Linked DNA regions of Homo sapiens: region 2 is linked to region 1. Evidence: chromatin loops called from intact Hi-C (ENCODE). Cell type or tissue: pancreas. All regions are shown on one strand. Each heading gives the region's core, and the rest is flanking DNA. Links, peaks and the distances in the headings are about the cores only. Region 1 has its middle 120 kb from the start of FOXD2. Region 2 has its middle 12 kb from the start of FOXD2.

What was found. A loop is a pair of places that touch in the nucleus more often than their neighbours do. Peaks named below come from ENCODE experiments on the same cell type or tissue, not always from the same donor. Only the 100,000 strongest peaks of a DNase experiment are listed, where the experiment ranks them.
Region 2: it touches region 1 in a loop (2.0-fold over the local background); 1 of 110 quality-filtered maps calls a loop at or near these places.

The regions. Positions count from the first base shown.
Region 1 is chr1:47,556,264-47,561,636 of GRCh38, reverse strand. No RefSeq gene overlaps it. Among named protein-coding and RNA genes, the nearest start is that of FOXD2, 120 kb to the right of the region's middle. In pancreas, for the core only: no CTCF peak of the experiment used is centred there; a DNase peak (open chromatin) is centred at 2,496; H3K4me3 peaks cover 477 bases; H3K27ac peaks cover 2,293 bases.
Region 2 is chr1:47,446,893-47,452,265 of GRCh38, reverse strand. No RefSeq gene overlaps it. Among named protein-coding and RNA genes, the nearest start is that of FOXD2, 12 kb to the right of the region's middle. In pancreas, for the core only: a CTCF peak has its summit at 2,172 (motif pointing left); a DNase peak (open chromatin) is centred at 2,151; H3K27me3 peaks cover 1,013 bases.

The DNA.
Region 1 (5,373 bases), core at 261-5,260:
CTGTGACTCACTCCGCCTCCAACAATTGGGCGTTTGCTTCTGCTGTTCCCTCTGCCTGCAGCATGGACCCTACCCCCTGCTCTTCTTTGCTGAACTCTGCCTCATCCTTCAGAGTCTAGCTCAGACACCACTTTTCCCCGGAAGACTCCCCTGCATTCCCACGGCTTCCCCGCTATCCCAGTCACAGGTCTTACCTACTGTGCAGACTGCATTTGGGTGGTCTCCATGCATTTCTGCCCCCCTCATTGGACTGTGAGCTCCTCCAAGGACAAAGATGGGGTCCCAAGCACCCAGCAAGAGTTCTGGCCTAGAGGAAGGATTCTGAGTATTTGGTGAGTGAATGCATGTGTTTTCGGGTCAGGTCATCCCCAGGAGCTGGGCTCTCCAGGGGGAAAGGGAAGTAAGTCAGGAGCAGCAGTAGCCCCCCAGGCCACCAGGGGTGTCAGACAGAAGTTAGGCAGAAATCCTGCTGAATGCCTCCTTCTCCCACTGGTGGTCCAAGAAAATTGCTGTAGTTTCCCATGGACTCACTCCAAGGAGAAGCTGAGTGTTGGGACAGTCTGGGCTGAATTCTGAGACCACAGAATCCTGGAATATTAGAGCCAGAAGGAATTTTACATCTCAGAGAGCTTGAGCACCATGCCTGTCCCCATTTAACAGATGAACAAATTGAGGTCCAGAGAGAGGACATAGACTACCAAAGGAAAATCCAGCTGGAGCTAGAACCCAGATCTACTGAGAAATATGGAAAAGAGTTTGAGGACAGGACTGCCCAAAGTGATGGGACTTCCAGCCTGCAGTGCCGTGTGATTGGTCCCCAGGTTCTATTTTCTCTCTTCCTCCAGGCTCCAGGCAGCCAGAGCTGGCCACAGGCTATCACTTGTCAGATACTTGGTAATTAATTTGTCCTAAATCTTCTCTTTTAACGCCATTGTATGCTCTGGGAGGTGGGTTTGGGATCCGACTCTGTCTGTGACTGGTAGTGTGACTTCAAACAAGCTGCCTCCCCATCTCTGCTATTGGTTTTCTCAGTTACAACTAGGGGGTGGGCAAGGCCAATAGTAGCAAATAAGTTTCCTTTCAGTGCCAACTTTGATTAGTAGTGGCTACTTCAGAAGATCTGTCGGGCAGGGGCTCTGTGAATGATTAGCCAATGCCTGTCATGGGACCGGGAGCAGCTCTGCACTCTTCAGAGTCACCTAGATTTATAAACGCCAAACACTGACCCGGGTTCCTGAGGCCCTGAGCCCTTTCTAGCTCTCACCATCTAGATTTCTTCTTTCTCCTGTCTCCACGCAACCATCAAAAGTGATATCAACATCCAAGTTGGATACAAAGTTTTCAGAGATAATCTCACAAGATCCCTGTCCTTGACAAGCTCACAGTTTGGTAAAAGATATTTGCCCAAGTTCACACACAAACAAGTGCTGTTTTCTGTCTGAGCAACAGTCTTAGGGAGAAAGGGGCTTTAAAGGTCAGGACTCCGATGCCTCAGCAATTGCAAGAACCCTCTTGACCAGCCATTCATCATCCCTCACTCCCCACCCACTCACAGGCATTTGCTGTGGTGGTGCAGATTTCAGCCTTGGAGCTTTGGTTTATGCACAGGCTCTGCCAGTTCTCAATAATGTGATCTCAGACAAGTTATTTGCCCTCTCTGTCTCTCCATTTCCTTATCTGTAACATGGTCTGGTGGAATTGCCGTGAGGAGTAAGTACAGGTAAATCGCCTGGCATGGAGTAGTCTTCACCAAAGATGAGCTGGCTGGATGGGTGTGGTGGCTCACGCCTGTAATCCCAGCACTTTGGGAGAACCAGGTAGGCAAGTCACTTGAGGCCAGGAGTTCAAAACCAGCCTGGCCAACATGGTGAAACCCCATCTGTACTAAAAATACAACAATTAGCTGGTGTGGTAGCGCATACCTGTAATCCTAGCTGAGGCACACGAATCACCTGAACCTGGGAGGTGGAGGCTGCAATGAGCCAAGATCATGCCACTGCACTCTAGCCTGGGCAACAGAACAAGACTCTGTCTCAAAAAAAAAAAAAAAAAAAAAAAAACAAAAAACAAACAAACAAAAAAAAACCATGAGCTAGCAATATGAGTCTCATTTAAAGTCTCCTCCTTATCATTCCCCTGGCCCTGCACACTAGGGAGACAGATATCTGCCCCCACTGCCCAAGGGCAGCTCTCTAGGGAAGTAGGCCACCAACATAGCCCCACTCAGACTTCTGGGACTGACATGGGGCACCTCCACCTGCTGCTCCTGTGAACATGGACTGGCCATGGTGCCCTGACTCCAAAGCCCATGCCCCAGACCAGCTTTTCCAAGGGAAGGTCCAAATACCTGGAGAAAAGAAAACGAGACTGTTGTGGGGGTGCTCCCTGCCTCCCCAGCCTGGTTGCGTACCCATACTCAGAGGGGCCCAGCCTGGGAGCTGTCCTTTCCCTCCTGGAAGAGCCTACCTCTGTGCAACCAACCTCAACTCTCCCCCGCGTCGGTCTGAATGTTTGCTCTTCCACCTCTCCCGGAATCATTAAACATTCTGCAGTGGAAACACGGCTGGTCACGTGGCAAGCACAGCTCGCCAACCTTGGCACTTCTCCTCTGATCCCGTTTGTTTTTCTAATATAAAACTAATATGACATAATGTATAATCTAATTTGGAAATTACCATTTGCTTGGCTGGCCCACACTGCCAGCCAATACCAACAGCAAGAGAAATTATTTAAGAATGTTTCTTTTCCTTCGGAACACGGCTGATAATTTATTTTTCCGTCAGAAGATTACTTTTCTCTTTACGACATTTCCTGCCCGTGTGATTTGCGTTAACGTTCAATAAAATGGTCTGTGCCTAACGTAAGGAGGTGAGTCAACATGACTTTCTTCCCTTGAATGAAGGGAGGGTGTCAATTGTGGTCAATAATGGGTTCAGATCTGCTGCCCAGGTACAGGTGCCAAGAGGGATTTCAGTGGCAAGGATTGAGCAGATCTCAGGAAGTCACCTGCCCCCTGTCCAGTAAGCCAGCCCTGAAGGTTGCCTATAGGTCCAGGGTACCCCAGGACCCACTGGCCTCTGGGGTAATGAGTAATGCCCATTTGGCATTCCTGGGCAAGAGGGCTTAGCACCAGGGTGGACTGTAAGCTGAGATTGTGCGTTACTGAAATTCAGGCTTCCAACCTGTCTACACCTGTGTCTCCACTGGGATGAAGTACCTCTTCTTTTGCAGCTGCCACACATTCAGACACACACAGGTTCATTATGCAGCATCTCACCTACACCTTCAGTATGATGCAGTTCAGGCCAACTCCTTCCTTCATCCTTTTTTTCAATAAGGATTTCATAGGTACAGCTGGCTCCTTAAGTTAGAGCTGGTTTCAAATCCTGGCTCTGATACTTAACAACTCCATAACCTAAAACAACTTTCTTCATCTTTGTGAGCCTCCATGAATCTCACCTGGAAAATGGGGGAATAACATTGCCAATCTCATTGGGTTTTGTAAAGATAAAATGTGATGTGTGTTAAAGGCTTCTTAGGTCAGTGCCTAGCACACAGTGAGAGCTCACTATGTTACTGTCACTATTAACCTCTGAACAGTCTTGCTCTGCTGGGGACCAGAGCTCCTGGACTTGATGAAGGGAGTTCCTGTCCCAGTGAAAGACTTGGATTTTGGAAGCCAGACTTGTGCTGTGGGATTAGTGCCTTTAGCTCTGAGAAACTAACTCGACACATGGGTCATAGCTCACCACTAACTTGCTGCAGGTTCTGAGCAGCTCACCCCTCAAAGGTCTGGTCATTGGAAGAAAGCATCTCCATCCCAAATATTTTGCAACCAGGGATACCAGAGGAGACTTTTTTCTTCCCCAGTACAGTCTGGGGAGAAGGGATAGAACTAGCTCTTTCAAACCTTCTCCCTGTCTGCCAATGACCATTCTCCCCTGACCTGAGAAACTCAATCTCCAAGTTAGAGTTTATTTACCCAGAGAAGCGAGAGGTCTGATTTCTTCCTGGATGTTGCAAGACTGAACTGATGGATGTTTTGGTGAAAGATAAAGACGTTAACCGCTCACTTTGCTGCATAGACCACCTCTTTTGGTGATGCTCTCCTGAGAATGCCAGACAGAGCAGAGGGCGCATCTCCAAGAACTTAGCCTCATCATTAATTTAACCAAGTTAAGTGGTTGTTTTGGTTTCATAGTATCGAGGCAACTGGCTCTTCATGGAATTGACTGAATGTTTAGACACAGCCTCTCCTGCTTGAGTGGTTGTTTGACAGAACGGAGTGGGTGTTTTGTTACTGCTTGGTGACCAGTTTGACCTGTTGCTTTTGCATAGTTTGATTGGGTTGACTGCTTGTTTAGCTGTGGTGATTGGTGGTTTCACCAAGTAGACCAGTTATTTTGTCACGGTTGGACCCATTTGACTGGCTGTTTAAGTTGGGTAGGTGTTTTGGCATTCATTAACTGTGTTGACTGGGTTTGATGGAAATGACTGGATGTTTGAGTGAATTAATCCAAATATTTTGACATTGTATGAGGCCATCAGTTGGCTGTTTACAACAGCCGGGTGTGTTTCTATCATTTGACCCAGCTGACCCATTGTTCTGGTATGGTTTGACCTAATGGCTAGTTGTTGAGTTGGTTTGGTGTTTTGGCTTTGTTTAATTCTAAAGACAGGTTGTTTGAGAGTTGTTTGATCAAGCTGATTGGTTGTTTGACTAAGTTGAACAATTGCTTTGGTATGACTTGACCACGTTGACTTGTTATTCAAACTAAGTGGAAGTTTTGTTATAGTTTGACCCAATTGTTTTGAAGGTACCCTTTACTTAGGCTAACTTGATAGGTTGTTTTGGCACTGTTCAGACCAGCTGACAGATGTTTGACCAAGTTGACCAGTAGTTTAGGCTGTGCTTGCCCATTTCAGCTGTTGTTTGGCCAACTTGATTTAGTGTCTGACCGAATTAGCCAGGCATTTATATAGGGTTTCCAATGCTGACCAGGTTTTGATCAATTGCCCGGCTGTTTGGTCTCAAACCAACAGGAGCCAGGGTGGCCAGCTCAGACCCACACTTGCCGAGAAGCCACACTGGGAGGCTCCCTCGCGTGGGAGTGAGAAAGAAGGGGGAAGTGAGGGGGGAGTGGATCCCAAGTCTTGCAGGCAGGTGAGAACAGAAAGGCTGGCGGTAAAGCAGCTGCTGCGTGCAAGAGCTCAGGAGCTGTGGTCTCAGAGCCGGGAGACGAATGTATTTGGCAGAACACTTCAAGAATGCAACCTCTGGGTTAAGTGGTTGAAATTAGGCCCAACGGGGCTGTTTTACTGAGAATTTACAGTCACTCGTAGAACTCAGCCCTGATCAAGTAAGAGTCCCTC
Region 2 (5,373 bases), core at 286-5,285, 110 kb after region 1:
CACACCAGGCACCAGAGATCATTATTGCTCTATGAAGGGACATATTTCTGAATCACATTAACTCCACTTGTCTTTGGGCAATGCAACACATTTTTGGGGCCCTTCTACACATGCAGTTGATTCATTCTTTCATGTTCCAGGCCTTGTGCTGTGTACTGGAAAAGATGAGGGAGGGGGAACAGCAAGCAGAAAATAATACATCACAGTAAGTTCTTTAAAAGTATGAAAAGTCTTAGGATTGGGAGGCTGATGTGTGAGGATTGCTTGAGCCCAGGTGTTTGAAACCATCTTGGGCAACATAAGGAGACCCCCATTTCTACAAATAAATAATTAGCCATGCGTGGTGGCTAGCCTGTAGTCCTGGCTACTCAGGAGGCTGAGATGGGAGGACCGCTTGAGCCCGAGAAATCAAGGCTGTAGTGAGCCATAATCATGCCACTGCACTCTAGCCTGGGTGACACAGCAAGACCCGGTCTCCAAAAAAAGAAAAAAAAAAAATTCTGTGGGAGTGGGGAGATGCTAGTGAAGGCTTGGTGGGGGAGGTGACCCTGAGTAGGGAGTGAACCAGGTAGAAAGTGGAAGAAGGAACAATCAGATAATCAGACCCATGAACCACAGAATCACTCTGGCTGTTGGGCTCATTAAAGAGTAGTCTCCTAGAATTATTCTTTTAATCAATGACTATTTATTGCACCAGACAGCATGCTGGATAGAGATCTCAGTGTGACTGTGGCCTTCAGTGAAAAAGAAAGAGAGGGGGAGAGAGAGAGAGATCTCAGAACTGAAGCCATCTCATATCCCAAAGCCAGCCTGACTTCCACATCGTGTTCTTGAGGGGCAGACTGCCTCTTCCAAATCCAAGGACCTGGGGAGAGGAAGTTGCTCTGGGTGCTGGAATGAAGGGTGAATCCCTTCTGGTGACATTGGAGGAGGGCTGCTCAAATGGAAATCTGTGATGGATGATGACACACTGGGAGGGGCTCCTGGCTCCCTATAGCTGCCATGACCAGCAAGTCCAGCGGCCAGAGGTCTGTTGACTGAAATCGGAGTCAAACAGGATCAAGTATGGGGTGATGAGTTCTCCCCACAGCAGGCTCCAGAGCTGGGGAGGAATCCCCACCCCATGACATCCTTCAGCTATTCTCTCTCAAGGCCGTCGGCATTCTTCCCTCTGCGCCCATATTACAGCTTTAATTCCACATGCATTTGTGTTTCTTTCTGTCCTCCACTAGATTGTCACCATCCTGAGGACAGGAACCACATCGGTTTTGTTCACCACTGTATCCCCAGTGCAGAGGAGAGGACCAGGCACAAAGTGAGTAATAAAAGAATGGTGAAATGAATTGAGACTGACAAGGACATTCCAGCAGATGAGGGCAGTCTGGTGATAAGTTCATTTCATTTTACAGAGAGGGAGAGTAGGCCCAGGAAGATGGAGTGGTGCAAAAATAAAGCCGCCTACATATGTGGAGAGGGTGTGGGGGTGGCAAGGCCGGGCTCTGGGGTCAGGAGCACAGACAACAGAAAAGTACTCACAGTCCTGGCCCCCAAGATGCCCCAGCCTCCATAAAATCAGTTCCCTCCCCACAACTCAGCCACCTCCTCCTTGAGGTTGTGAACTCCTCCTCCCAGAGGTGCAGGGTGTGCCCAGCCACGGCAGGCTTCTCTCCAACCAGGTGTCCCAGAACTGCCCCCAAAGGGCTACGGGGAGAGGAATAAAGCAGCTACCAGTTTGGGGGTGGAATAGGGCATCCCTGCTGCGGCGCAAGAGCTACAGGGACCATAACAAGGACTGCAAGCCTTAGCACCTAATCTATGCAGGATAAGCCTTAAGAGGGAGCGCACAAAGCCAATCTTGGTAGCGCAAGCACATCCCGGTTAGCACAGGATCTGCCTCTGTCAGTTTAAGGTCATCTCTGTTAGCACAGGGTCAGACCCACTCAAAGCAGGGTCACCCCCGGTGGTATAGGGTCATCCCTTTTTAGCGCTGGGTCGTCCCGCATAGGAGCAAGATCGTCCTAGTTTGGAGAGTCAGCCTCTAACGGAGGGTCAGCGCAGAGCGGGGCGGGGTGGCCGGGTGAGCGGAGCGTAGGGTAGTCTCTGCCAGCCAGGGTGAATCCTGGTCAGCGGAGGGTAAGCTCCCGGTACTTTGGGGCCAGCGGCGCCCCCAAGTGGCTGGGCCCGTCCTGCGCTCAGGATCCGGTGTCAGGGAGGCTTTCAGGAATCTCGGTCCGGAGCCCTCCACCCTGGCTTCGCTCACTCGAACTGGGAGTCTCGCCAACTCAGTCCCGGGCCTCGCTCTTCAGAAATTGCTTCTGCTTCTGAATATTCTTTGTACGCATGTTTGAGACTTTTTCTGTTCACAGGATGCAATTTGGGTGCGCGATTGCATCTGAGACCCAGAATCCGAGATGTAGGCAGAGAGGAGAACTTCGACTGGAAAACTGGAGCCCCAGCTCCAGGGTAAGCGGCAACAGAGCCCGCCCCTCCCCATTCCCTTCGCGTCTCCATCCTCAGACACTCACTCGGCGGACTTGTCTCTGAGAGCTCTGGTCCCGGCCCCCAGTCTTCGAGTACTTCCAGCTACAACCCCACAAAAGCAAGTTCTTTAGTTTGGCCTGGGCGGGGACTTTTAGGGAGGGAGCCAAGCCACAGCCCCCTCCCCACTCAGGCTTTGGGAACGTTCTGACCCACTCCCCCACATTGATAGGTTACAGCCCTCCAGCTCCTGTGGGGTGCCCTGCCTCTCCCCACTACCCAGCCCTCATCCGGGCAAGGCTTCCCGGAAAGAAGGCTGGGTGGCTCAGGGTGAACAGAGAGGAGTAAAAAGGAGCTGGGTTAGAGGCTCCCTTTTCCATTTTGTGCCACCCTATCTCAGTGCCCCGGGAGACACAATGGGATGGGCTGAGCTCTGCCAGCTTCAGGCAGCGACTCACCTTCAACCTCATCCACATTCCCCCTTCTCCCCAAAGGAGGTACATTTATGCAAACCGGCAACCAAAACATACACAGAGATTTGGCCACCCCTCCATGGCCCTGCCAGGGAAGGAAAAAGCCCTGGGTCCCACGTGGAAGCCTCTTAGATCCAGAAAGGAAGTGAGCCAAGCTCCCAGTAAGTAGGCAGCTATGGTAGAAGTCCTGAGGCTGCTCCTGAGATGTCTCCAAAGTCCAGCACTGTCCCATCCAGCACCCTTGCTGCAGAGCGACAGCTGAGGGAGGGGCATGAGCTGTTCAGTAGACTAGAGGGAGGAGCTGGGAAGCAGCCACTGACCACAGACCCAGGAGGTGAGTCCAGGCTAACTTTCCCCAGCTCCATTTCTGAGACAGAGAAATGGAGGCCCAGTGGGGATAGGGGGAGTACTTGCCAAAGGACACAGAGAGTCAGCACCCCAGCAAGAATCAGGAATCTTCTCACCTCCTCCCCTTCTCTACTCCCAATATTAGATAAGTATCTTCAGGGTAGGTGCTAAGGTAAAGATCCAGGAGGAGTGGAAAGAGGCACCAAAAAGCCCTGGTAGCTTCCAGAGGTAAGTGTAATTCAGAATTCCTAATGCTACACTTGAGCCTACACACGCACACACATACACACACACACACACACACACACACACACACCCCAAAGCCCTGAAGCTTGGTCAGCATATCTGACCAAGGAAGGAACGGCTCCAACCAAAGCTGCCTGGGACCTGAGTGGCCCAGATTTTCTTTGTTTATTCTTCACTTTATAAAAGGCCTAGAGTCAGGTGGGGTGAGGGAAGCAAGGCTTGGAGCACTCCAGTGGGCCAACTGACAGATAGATTCTCCAACAGACTCACGAAAGCAAAAGAGGCAGGGAAGCCACCACACTGGAAGATCCGAAAACTAGAGACATTCACTGGCAAACTCTGACCATTCCCCTACCCCTTCCTCTCCTCCAAGGGGGTCACTGGCGCTGGACCTTCTGCTCTGCCTAGGGCTAGGAGGAGAATTCGGCCACCTCTCCCAGCCCAGGAACCCTGGGGAAAGTGGAGTGCCAGACGCTCTTGCTAACCTACACTTCTCCCTAAAGCCACGAGCACCTCTCTCACCTAAAGGTGATCTATTCCATGCCTGATTTATCTGGATAATTGTCTGCTATCCTTCACCTTGATCTTGACCTTACTCCTATCCTGCCTTTAGGAAGGAAGGGGCATTCAGAAGCATTGACAGCCCAGGTGACATTTGAGATTTCCCTAGAGACAAGAGGAGATGCTAAGTTTTTAGTTTCCTCAAAATAGCTATACCTTAATGAAAACAAAATTGCAGCAAGGTAGGAGAAACAAGTTCTAGTGTTCCATAGCACTGTAGGGTAGATATAGTTAACAATAATTTATTATATATCTTCAAAAACCTAGAAGAGGATTTCTAACGTTCACAACAAAAAGAAATGATAAGTGTTTGAGGTGAGAGTTATGCTAATTACCCTTATTTGATTGTTACATATTGTATGCATGTATCAAATATCATTCTGCATCCCACAAATATGGGATTTACATACAATTAAATCCCATATTTGTGGGGTTGTAATAATTGTAGTAAATTATTTACTACAATTATTATGCATCAACTAAAAATAAAAGGAAAAGATCTGGACCAGTGTCTATAGTCTATGTTATTTGTCTATGTTAATTATCTATGTTAATTGTCTATGTTAGTGCATAGATGCTGCAGGGTCCAACTTTATATCTAGGATCCTGCTGAGCAACTCTGGGCAAATGCCACCGCTCACCCCCTCTAGACCAGTTTCCCATACAATGTTAGCCTTGGAGACCCTGCAAGCTCTGGCATTTCAGGCTCTACAGCCTGCACCTGCCTCCTTGATGTAAGCCAGTTTTCTGGCAATGGAAGAGAAGACTCCACAGTCACCTAGGACCAGTAGCCAAGACCCTCTGTGTGGTCTAGAGGGGAGGGGGCTAGCAGCACCAGGCCAGAGAACAGGTCCAAGGCCACACAATGGAGCCTCTCAGCTGCTCTGCAATAACCTGGATCCTGACCCCCAGGCAGGCTGCAGGGGCTGGACATAGCGGGAAAGGTAAGAGGTAAGAATCTTGGGAGGAGGGCTGACTGCTCCACTGCTGCCCTCACTGCACTCCATTAGCACCTTCACTTTGTGCTCCATGTTCCCATCCTTGTCTGCAGTAGGGAAGGAAATTGGAAGAAGGATACGTCCTAATTTTTGTTAAGGAACAGAGGAATAGGCTGGGAACTCAGGCAGGGACTCATTCCTAACCCTTCCACTCCAATCCTCTTCACTCACATTTCTCCAGCCTCTGCCCAAGACAGCCAGGGAGACTTACTGTACTCACAGACTCACACTGATACATCACAAGTATACCTTAGCACACACATAGTCAT